Regions from separate parts of the Homo sapiens genome. Here region 1 is linked to region 2. Evidence: chromatin loops called from intact Hi-C (ENCODE). Cell type or tissue: PC-3. All regions are shown on one strand. Each heading gives the region's core, and the rest is flanking DNA. Links, peaks and the distances in the headings are about the cores only. Region 1 holds the start of PSG4 (pregnancy specific beta-1-glycoprotein 4). Region 2 has its middle 15 kb from the start of LINC03078.

Region 1 (5,375 bases), core at 63-5,062, 110 kb before region 2:
ATATAGTTATTGTTATCATTTTTCAAAATATGGTGGCCCCTGATGATTAATCAGGAAAACAGAACACTTAAGATTTTCCTACCACTTACCAATTCCGCTTCAATGTGACTTTCCTATTTTGACCCTCTGGTGTATTTTCCCCTATCCAGGCTCCAACAGAGCCTTCTTTCCCTTTTCTTCTTTTTTCTTTTTTTCCTTTTTTCTTTTTTTTTTTTTTGAGACGGAGTCTCGTCCTGTCACCCAGGCTGGTGTGCAGTAGTGCTATCTTGGCTAGCTGCAACTTCTGCCTCGTGGGTGCACGTGATTCTCCTGCCACAGCCTCCTGAGTAGCTATGATTACAGGAGCACACCACTATACCTGGTTAATTTTTTGTGTTTTTAGTAGAGACAGGGCTTCACAGTGTTGGCCAGACTGATCTTGAACTCCTGATCTCCTGATCCACCCAACTCAGCCTCCCAAAGTGCTGGCTTCTTTCATTTTTCAGAACCCCATCCTCTCCAGGAGACCCCATCCAGTCACTCTGCTTCCTCCTCCTGTCCTCTCCCAGGAAGTTCTCTCCTCACCTGTGAGCAGGACCCCCTTCCAGGTGATGCGCTGTGTGCAGGGAGGGGCTGAGAGGGGCCCCATGGTCTCTGCTGCTTGTGTGTTCTCCTCTGTGGAGATAAGCCTAGGATCCAGAAGCTTCCTGAGTACGGCTGTCAGCTGTGCTGTCCTTCCTCCTTCTGTGCTGAGCCTCCTCCCGGGGCAGGAGCATTTCTCAAGCTCGTGGGCGGGGTCAGGCCCAGGACACCTCTCTGTCCCCTCCTCTCTCAGTTCTGCCTCCTTGTCCCTCCTGTTTTTCCTTTTGTCTGTGTTTCAGGTCCCTGGGAATTGTGGAGGCCTCTGCATTTTTCAGCAGTGATTCTTTCACCAAACCTCAACACACACTTTGTGCAGATGCACACACACACACACACACACAGAAGAGACACACACGACCCACATGGTCACACACATACCCTGCAGGTTAGGCAAGCAGAGTCCTGGGCCTCAGCCTCCTGCTGTCCCCATGGCTCTGGGGTAGGGTGCACATTCACGCCCTTTACCCTCTTCCTTCCTCATCTGGCTCTCCCCTTCAGTGCAGGAGCTGCACAAGGTTCCCGTCACAGTGACGTCCCATTGTGCTGTGGGTGAGCTCTGTGTTGTCTGGTAAGAGGGACCCTTCCTTTCTCTAATCGTGTCTAGCTTGGCTGCAGCTTCCAAGGATGAACATTCAGTACCTGGGTTTCCCAGAGGAAACTATCCATCCTGGAGGTGTGCAGGGTGAATCTCTCAGGCCTCTTGGGAGGAGAGGCCTGTGCTGATTGCTCAGTGGGGGCTGTGAATCCCAGAGTCAAAGGGACAGTTCTCGGTCACTCTGTGTCTCCCTGGGGTCTGGCGGCTGAGCTGGAGCTCAGGGTTTCTCATGTTCTCCCTGACCACCTTTGATGTCCTCTCTTCTCTGCCCAGCTGATTGTCCTGTGGTCACCACACCTTCCCCGTGGTGGTGCAGGAGGAAGTGGGGAGTTACCCAGGAACCCCGCGGGACATGGCTTGTTGAGACGCAGGAGGGGGAGCCTGGGACAGAGCAGGGGTTCAGAGCTGGAGAGATTCATCCCGACTTACTCCGTGGCCATGATGGGCTCAGCCCTCCCTGTGCTGACATACCCAGGGGTCTGTCCTGAGGGTTTTGACCTGGCCAAGCTGCTCTCTGTAGAGGAGGAACAGGCAGTGGCCAGAGAGCCTGTCTGGAGGGACCTTGCTCACACCTGAGAGGGCGGGTGGGGGTGAGTTGTGTTCTGGGAGCAAAGAAAAATAACACCCCCCTTCTCCCCACAAGCACACAGGAGAGGTCTGTCTTCCCAAGGGACAGCTGGTGGCAGGTGGCCACATCCCGGATGGTGCCTGTGTGTGACCATCACACGCTCTCTGCGCCCCCTGGGCTGCAGTGGGCAGGCAGGACACAGGGTGCCTGGCTGATTCCCGGGGAGGCTGTGGGCCCTCAGGCAGCCGCTGTTCTGTGTCAGCGCTAGGCTTGGCCTGGGATGCCCCAGAGAACAGGACAGATGGAGCAGGGGCGGGCATTTAGGGAGCAGTGACAGAAAGAGTTGATGAGGATGGAGGGAGGTCACGAGGGGAAAGCGTCCAGTGTGGCGTCGCGTGCACCATCGCTGCCCGGGAGATGCCTTTAGCTGGGCCCAGGGAAGGAGCAGGTGTGTGGGGCAGGAGCTACCTGCAGAGGGAGTGGTGTTAGGTTGGCGGCTGCGGGTCAGGAAGGAGCTGACAGAGTCCGTGTTGGGAGCATGGAGGGCTCTGAAGACTTGGGCCGAAGTGACCCTGGTGAGGGTGGACCCTGCTGGGCTGTGGGTTCCGCTGAGGGAGGTTGGCATCCCCTAGGAAGGCTCCAGGCTGGGAAGGACTCTGTCGCCCTCTGGTGGACAGGGAGGGAAGTGTGAACGGCAGCAATCCCAGGCCAGGCTGCATGTTTTATTCCATGTGGATCTGCACACTTTACATGAGGTCACACATATGTTATGTTACAGCTCCATCACCTTCCAGCCCCTTGAGTCCCAGTCTGTGTGACTCTACGTTCACTGTTCTCCCTCTTTCACAATCAGATGTCCCAAATGCAGATTTTTGTCACCTTCTGTGAGTTTGTGTTTGTGTGCAGTAGGCAGCACTGTGTATACCCTGGGGGCAGTGATGTCTGGGGCTGAGCAGTGCACGTGGGCTTGGGAGCAGAAGAGGGAGCAGCAGGGTGGGAAGATCAATATCGGGGGGCAGGGACAAGTCATTTTCTTTTTCTCACTCCCAGGGACCAGAACCCAGGATTCTGACTCCAGGGCACAGTACCACACCCTGCTGGTGTCCCTGGATGTCATGAGGCTCATAGTGTCATGTTGCCTTGGCATTCATTTTTTAAGATGTAAGTTTATTTGCCTCAAATCAGAGGCAGGGCTTGGTCACCATGGCAGTTTTCAATACTGTATCTGGTTCAAGTGACTCCAGTTGGTGTGCAGAGATAAAATCTTAGAGGCATCTCTCCTGCTTGGTGTGCTGGACTCCCCTCTCTGCAGCTGCTTCTTTAAACTGATAATTCTGACATTCGCCTTCACATTTAAAGTGACCTCCTCTCAGTCACAGCGTGAGCTCCTGGTCCCAGTGTTTGTTGCTTGCTTTGAACACATCCATTAAAGCTCCCTGCTGGAAACCTGTCAGATAACACCCTGGACTTAATAAAGCCTGGGCTCACTGACCTCTGTGTCTGTGGTCTCCAAATGTGCCGAGGGCTCCCTAGTGTCTGTAAGTAGTACAAGAACATACATTTTCACGTTGTGGTTGTATCATTGTAGCCTCACATGCCATCCAGAGCCTGACATTGAGGCTGTCCTATGGGACCTGTGCTGGTTGAGCCCCTGCTGGAGCTCTTGTTTTGGGGCCTCTGGTTCTCCTGGATACAGGAGCTTCCAGCTAACTTGATTGAAAACTGATGCCTTTCATTGAAACACTGGCTCAGATGATGGATTCATGGGCTTCAGCTGCCATAACAAACACCTTAGCCTGGGTGAATTAAATAATAGAAATCTATTTTTCACAGTTCTGTGAATAATGTGCTATTTTAACCACTTTAAAATCCACGATCAAGTGAAATTAACCACATACACCATGTTAAATTACCATCACCACTATTTTCCCTAGAAAATTTTTATCATTTTAAACTGAAACTTTGTATCTTTTAAACAATAACTCTTTGTATGTTCTACTCTAGACCTTGATCATCTCTACTCTGTCTCTATGAATTTGCCTATTCTTGATGTTTCATATAAATGGAATTATACAATGATGTTATTTTGTTTCTGACATATTTCACTTAGCATAATGTTTCCAAAGTCCATGCATGTTCCAGCGGGTGTCAGAGCTTCATTCCTCTTTATGGCAGATTAACATTCTGTTGTATGTGTCACCATATTTATTTATTCATGTGTTGATGAACACTTGGATTGTTTTCATATTTTATCTTTTGTGAATAATGCTGCAATCAACATTCCCATGCAAGTACCTGTTTGAGTCCCTGGATTTAATTTTTTGGGTATATACCTAGGAATGGGTGTTGTTTCAAATGAGAATTCTGTGATTAGCTTTTTGAGAAACAGCAAAACTGTTTCTCCTAGTGGCTGTACCTTTTATATTCTCACCAGCAATGTATGAAGATTTCAAATTCTACATAATACTGCTACTTGTTATTTAACATTTTAAAAGAATGTTAGCCAGTTTTGTAGGTGTGATGTGGTGTCTCCTTGCAGCTTTGACTTTGTATTTTCCTAATGACTATTGATGTTGAGTATCTTTTCATGTCCTTCTTGACTATTTGTATATCTTCTTTGAAGAAATGTCTATTTGAGTCTTTTGCCCATTTATAAATTGGATGATTTGTCCTTTCTTTATTGAGTTGTAGCTAGTTCTTGATATTATCTGGACATGAAAACTGCCTATATGTGGTTTGCAAGTATTTTCTCTCATTCGGTGTCTATTAAATATTTTCTTGATAATTTCCTTTGATGCACAAAAGGCTCACATCTTGATAAAGCCCAATTTATCTTTTTTTCTTGTTACTCATGCTTTTGTATCATATCTAAGAATCCATGGCACATTTGAGGTCATCAGTATGTACCTCTGTGTCTATTTTAAGATGTTTTTATGGTTATAGGTCTTATATTTAACTCACTGATCAATTTTTTAGAGAATTGTTTCATATGGTGGGAGGTAGAGTTATTTAAATTAACTGTTTTGCATGTGGTTATCTAGTTTCTGCACTATCATTTGAAAGAAGAATTGTTAATCCATTAAATTGTCTTGACACCCTCTTCAAAGAGTAATTGATCATAAGTGTGAGGGTTTATTTCTAGACTCTCAATTCTATCCCATTTGTCTTTATGTCCATTCTTTTGCCAGCAGCTTCTGTTTTAATAATTGTACTCCTTTGCGAGGTTTCAAGTAAAGTTCAAGCCTACAATTTATTTTGGCAAGATTATTGTGGCTATTCAGTGTTCCTTTTCTGAAAGGTGGGGAGGCCAATGTTTCACCATTGGGAAAGCCTTTTCTGTCTTCTTCAGGGGGAAATTTGGGAGAACCTTTTAAGAAACTTTATCTAAGTAGGTAAACTCTCACCACTTTATTTGCTGAAGTGCTATGTTAAAGTGTGCATTGCCTCTTGTGGAAGAATTGTGAGACCCTGGAAGCACCTGCCCACGTGGTGAGAGACAGTGAATTCCATGATGAGGGGCAGAGAGGATGTTGTTTTGTGATACAATGTTGTTGGGGAGTTGTATACATCTCTATTTCTTTGTCTCTGTAC
Region 2 (5,375 bases), core at 235-5,234:
CCTCTTGGGCTAACCTGTTAAGGGAAGAGACCACCCCTCATATTGTCTTATGCCCAATTTCTACTTCCAAAAGAAAGAAGAAGTAAAAACTAAAAGGCAGAAATGAAATCCACAGGCAGACAGCCCGGCACCGCGCCCTGGGCCTGGTAGTTAAAGATCGACCCCTGACCTAACAGGTTATGTTATCTATAGATTCCAGACATTGTATGGAAAAGCATTATAAAAATCCCTGTCCTGTTCTGTTCTGTTCTGATTACCGCTGCATGCAGCCCCCAGTCACATACCCCCTGCTTGCTCAATCAATCATGAGCCTCTCACACGGACCCCCTTGGAGTTGTGAGCCCTTAAAAGGGACAGAAATTGCTCACTCAGGGAGCTCGGCTCTTGAGAAAGGAGTCTTGCCGATGCTCCCGGCCGAATAAACCCCTTCCTTCTTTAACTAGGTGTCTGAGAAGTTTTGTCTGCTGCTCATCCTGCTACGCTGTAGACCAATACCTAATTTTAACATTAAATCTCTCCGAAGTAGATTAGTTTCTGCTTTAGGAATTAATAGGAATTGAATGTTACTTGATCAGGCTTTATATTTTACCTTGGCACTTTCTAAAATCTTTGCTTTAAATCCTTCCCCTTTTACTCCAGAGACTAACAACTCCTCTGGAGAATATGTTAGCCCAGTTGGGGTAACACATAGGGAGGAGCAAGTAGAGCCTCAGTCGACTAAGAAAGTAATTGACTCATGGTTAGGTCCTACCTTTAAATTTATCAAGGGCTCCTGGTGGGACTCGAGGTAGAAAAGAAAGAGCCCCTGACACCCCCCATTCCTCCTCTTTAAAGGCAGGAATGAGCGGAGGAGCTCCCCCTGTAATCTGTCACTTAGGGCATTATCTCTTAAAGTGGCCTGAGTTTCCACATTTGTAACATCTATCTTGCCCTCCTTTTCTCCCTATTCCGGAACTTCCCTGCCTCTGTCCTTTTTCTTCTCTCTTATGTTTACACCCTTTACAACACTTGCTGTGACTGTTTTCCCTTCAACCTTGATTCTGTCTTCTGTTTTGCATCCCCAGGTCCCAGGGTGTCGGCCGAAATTTTGCTTCTGGCATTGATTGCCCTGGTGAATTTTGCCAAAAGATTTTTGCCTTTTGCTTTTCTTTTTTTCATTTCATCTCTCCTGACATATACTTTCTGTGCTTCCTCTAAAAGCTCTTTGATGGAGCGATTTTTTCATCTTTTTATTTTTTGTAACTTCTTTGCTATATTATGCTATTTGTGACAAAATGCAATTTTAGCATCCCTTGTCCTGGGGGGCTATCTAGATCTAAATTAGCATACTTTCTCATTTGCTCTCTTAATCTGTTTAGAAATTGCACAGGCCCTTCATGTTTTTCTTGTTGTACATCAAAGGCCTTAGTAAGATTTTGAGGTCAGGGTGCTGATTCTTTAATCCCTCTAACCGTTAATTCTCGTAAATTTTTATATGGTCTTGGTGGGTTGCATTATTATTATCCCACTGTGGGTCTTGAGTGGGAAATTTAGTATTTGCCACCGGATTATCCTGGCGAGCAGGGTGATCACCTTCCCAGGCTGCCATAGCGGCTGCGTGGATTATGTTTCGCTTCTCTTTTGAGAAGAGGATACCTAGGATCGACATTAACTCCGTCCAGGTATACTACTGGGGACCTAAAAACTGGTCGATCTGTTCTGCCACTCCTTTTGGATCATCTAGCAGGGGCTTGAGCTCCCTCTTTAGGCCTCAGACCTCAGAGGCAGTTAAGGGAGCATTTATAAAGCCAATCGTGCCCTCTCCTTGTGGAACTTTTTTTAGAGGGAAGAGCTGGGAAGTCGATTCTTTAGGAGTGCAAGGAAAAGGAAGATTCTGAATGTCCCTTTTACATTGTTCTATCTCTTTTTGGAGCCCTCTTTTTGAGGAAGGACATTTAGATGGGCAGCAGAGATGATCAAGCCACTGAGGCGGTAATTCCTCGGGAACAGACGCCTCCAAGTCCAGAGTGATCCCTGGAGCGGGTGGGGGGGACGAGACTTCCGCCTGAGGAGGAGGGGAGGCGGGACTTCTGCCGGAGGAGGAGTGGGAGGCGGGAGTTCCATCTGAGGAGGAGAAGGCGGCAGCCATACGGCAGGCAGCAGCAGCGCCGTGGGATTCAGAAACGGGAAGATAATTTAAAGGATCCCACTAACTGCTCTGGGCCTTTGTTTCTGTCTGTTACCGTCTTTAAGTCATTTAAGGGGTAAAGAAGGGCAGGCCCTTGCTGCTAGCATAAGGCATAATCCATTTTTTCTGGGGACATGGGGCTTTGGTTGTTAACATACATTATTAAAAGTTGACAGACCCAATCCTCATCTGAACCAAATTTTGGCCAGAAAATGGCAGGTTTTAAGGTTGGCTCTTGGGTCCAGAGGAAACAGCAATATTTAATCATCTGTTGTTTTCTCTTATATTTAGTCCGCTCATCCTCTTTCCAATATTATAGCATGAATCCTAAGGGACTATCAAAGGAAATTTGATCACTGTCCCCTCCCTTGTTGCCTGGTCTATTTCCTGTCCCAATCCTACTAGAAGCATTTCCCATGTTGAATCCCAGATAGGCCCAATCCCTTGTGCTAGGGATGTTTTGCCTCTTCCTTTCCCAGGAAGGCTGAATCCCCCAGATACCGGGGATGTCTCGTCTGTCCTGTCCTCAAGGCTTAATCTCTCACACCAGAGGTGTTTCACCGATTCTCTTTCCCTGCGAGGTTAACCTTCCTCCGTTTCCCTTTTGGAGGTTCCTTACACTCTTCCCGTTTATGTCCACGCACTCTGTCCAGCAACAAGTTGGTAATCGTGCACACACACTCAGCCTCCCAAAAGCTGACCACCAAGGAAGTACTTTGCTGCCCTCTTGCGGCTTTTCCTACCTTGGCCCATGCACGGCGTTGCCTGGTTACTGTGGGGAGTCCCGCAAGCCTGTCTCTTTCCCCGCGTTGCTGAGAATTCAAGTATATTCCTCTCACCGGGTAGGTCCCGGCTCTCCTCCTGGGGCTGCCGCAACGGGCGGCAGGGCGCCTCCCCACAAGACAGGGCCAAAGACTGTCCCAGAGGGGAATGTTAATCTCGCTGGGGCCTTCAAATTGTTGGTAACGGGTGCTCGGTGTCATAAAGATCAGCACTGAGGCACAGCATCTCTCAGCAAGGCTAGTTTACTTTCTGCAGAAAAAGTGCCGCTCGCCAGCAGTCTTGCCATGAATGCACACACGAACAAAGGAGACAAGGTCATTTATAACCTGATGCATCCACCCTACTGCTGTGTGCGGCTTCCAATGGCTGGAACAGGACCTCACAATTTGTACTTGACTCAAACTACTACAAGTCAAATACAGCAAAAATCCAAAAACCCGAATTTAAAAGTGAACAAAAGACTAAAATACTTCCCAAAGGAAGACACACACATTGCCAGTGAGGACATGCGAGGATTCTCAACATCACTAATACTTACGGATATGCAAATCAAAACCACAGTAATACACCACCTCACACACATTAAAATGGCTTTAATAAAAACAACAACAACATGAAACCACAAGTGTTTTCAAGTAGGTGGAAAAATTAGGGCTCTAGTGCATTGCTGCTGGTGATGGGAAATGTTATAGATGCTGTGGAAAGTGGTATGGCAGTTTCTCAATAAATTAAAGAATTACTACTTGATCCAGCAATTCTACTTCTGGATTCTAGGTTGTGAATGCGTTGATTATCTTTAGTGAACTATAGAAAGTTTTCTTTATCTGGTGAAAATACACTGTAACATAATAACTTAGTAGATAACATGAGCCCTCTTGCATGGGAGAGCTTTTATACAACCAGAACCAGAAAATATGCATTGAAAATAACAATTGAATGAAATCTCATTATAAAATGTTTAAATGGACCAGCAGGTGACCAAGTGTACCTGAAGCTTTGATTGTTTTCCCAGGAATATGGGGCCAAACATTGGTTATAAATTCTTTTAACAATTTATAAGTCACCACACCAATATATTCCATTTGAATATTTTTATCTTTTCCATGATGAGTCATGGAATGCAGAACTTTTAATAATAAAAGCTTTAAGGACTTAGGAAGGACAAGGTGGCCATCCTGGTTCTCCATGAGTCCATGCTTAATTAATATTAGACTCATATCCTCTTGAATCATAGTTTTTCTTCAAATTATGTGCATAGCACTGATAACTGATGGGTTATCATAGGTAATTTGACTTAGACCATGACGTTCATTCAAATTGTATATCTAAGTAATTTTAATGTCAGCTGATGTAGCATGAGTGCTGATTGGTTAGGTAGGAGATGAAATCATGGGAAGTTGAAGCTGTCCTTTTTTGCTGAGTCAGTTCCTGAGTAGAGGTCACAAGATCAAATGACCCATTTTATCGATCTGGGTGGGGCCAGCTCATCCATCCATCAAGTGCAGGGTCTGCCAAATAGCTCAGACAGATCTCAGGAGCAGTTTAGAGAGGGTCAGAATCTTGTAGCCTCCAGCTGCATGACTCTTAAACCGTAATTTCTAATCTTGTGGCTAATTTGTTAGTCCCACAAAGGCAGTCTTGTCCCCAGGCAAGAAGGAGGTTCGTTTTGGGAAAGGGCTGTTATCGTCTTTGTTTTAAACTGTAAACTAAATTCCTATTAAAGTTAGTTCAGCCTATGCCCAGGACCGAACAAGGACAGCTTGGAGGTTAGAAGCAAGACGGTGTTCATTAGGTTAGGTTAGATCTCTTTCACTGTCTCAGTCATAATTTTGCCAAGATAGTTTGAGGAGAATCAAATTTTAAAGAAAGACACATAATAGTGTCACGGCTAGCCTTAAATATTCTCTTGACTAACTTACAGAGCAAAAATCTAGCCTTAAACAAAGTTAAGTTTTTTGTAATCTCAAATGACTTGCTTTAGATCTCCTGAGGCAATAAGGATTAAAGCCACTTCACCATGTCATCCAGTAGTTAAAATTCCACACTTTCACTGTTGCAGCCTGGATTCAATTACAAGTCAGAGAATGAACCGCTTTTGTTACAGGAAAAAGGTCCCAATCCATGCCCAAAGAGAGGATTCTTGGATCTTGCACGAGAAAGAATTCAGGGCAAGTCTGCAGCGCAAAGTAAAAGCAAGTTTATTAAGAAAGTAAAGTAGTGAAAGTACAGCTACTCCATAGTCACAGTAGGATGTTCTTGAAAGTAAGAGGAGGCACACACCCACCCTAGGTACAGTGCTCATATATATGGGGAGATGTACCCTGCTACAAAGGTTTGTGATAAGGATTAATTTTCTTAATTGTGATATTTTGCAAGAATCTAAGTTATTATCTTTAAAGCAAAATTAGGAATCACTTTGTTTTCC

What was found. Hi-C counts contacts between places; a loop is a spot of excess contacts. Peaks named below come from ENCODE experiments on the same cell type or tissue, not always from the same donor. Only the 100,000 strongest peaks of a DNase experiment are listed, where the experiment ranks them.
Region 1: a loop joins it to region 2, with 4 times the contacts of the local background. A loop is called at or near these places in 1 of 110 quality-filtered maps.

What each region holds. Positions count from the first base shown.
Region 1 is chr19:43,204,909-43,210,283 of GRCh38, forward strand. PSG4 (pregnancy specific beta-1-glycoprotein 4) reads right to left here and starts at 730. Exons shown (of 6, transcript NM_002780.5): 1 at 565-730. The coding sequence starts at 628. In PC-3, for the core only: a CTCF peak has its summit at 2,541; no DNase peak of the experiment used is centred there.
Region 2 is chr19:43,313,994-43,319,368 of GRCh38, forward strand. No RefSeq gene overlaps it. Among named protein-coding and RNA genes, the nearest start is that of LINC03078, 15 kb to the right of the region's middle. In PC-3, for the core only: CTCF peaks have their summits at 2,911 (motif pointing left) and 3,111; a DNase peak (open chromatin) is centred at 2,888; H3K4me3 peaks cover 276 bases.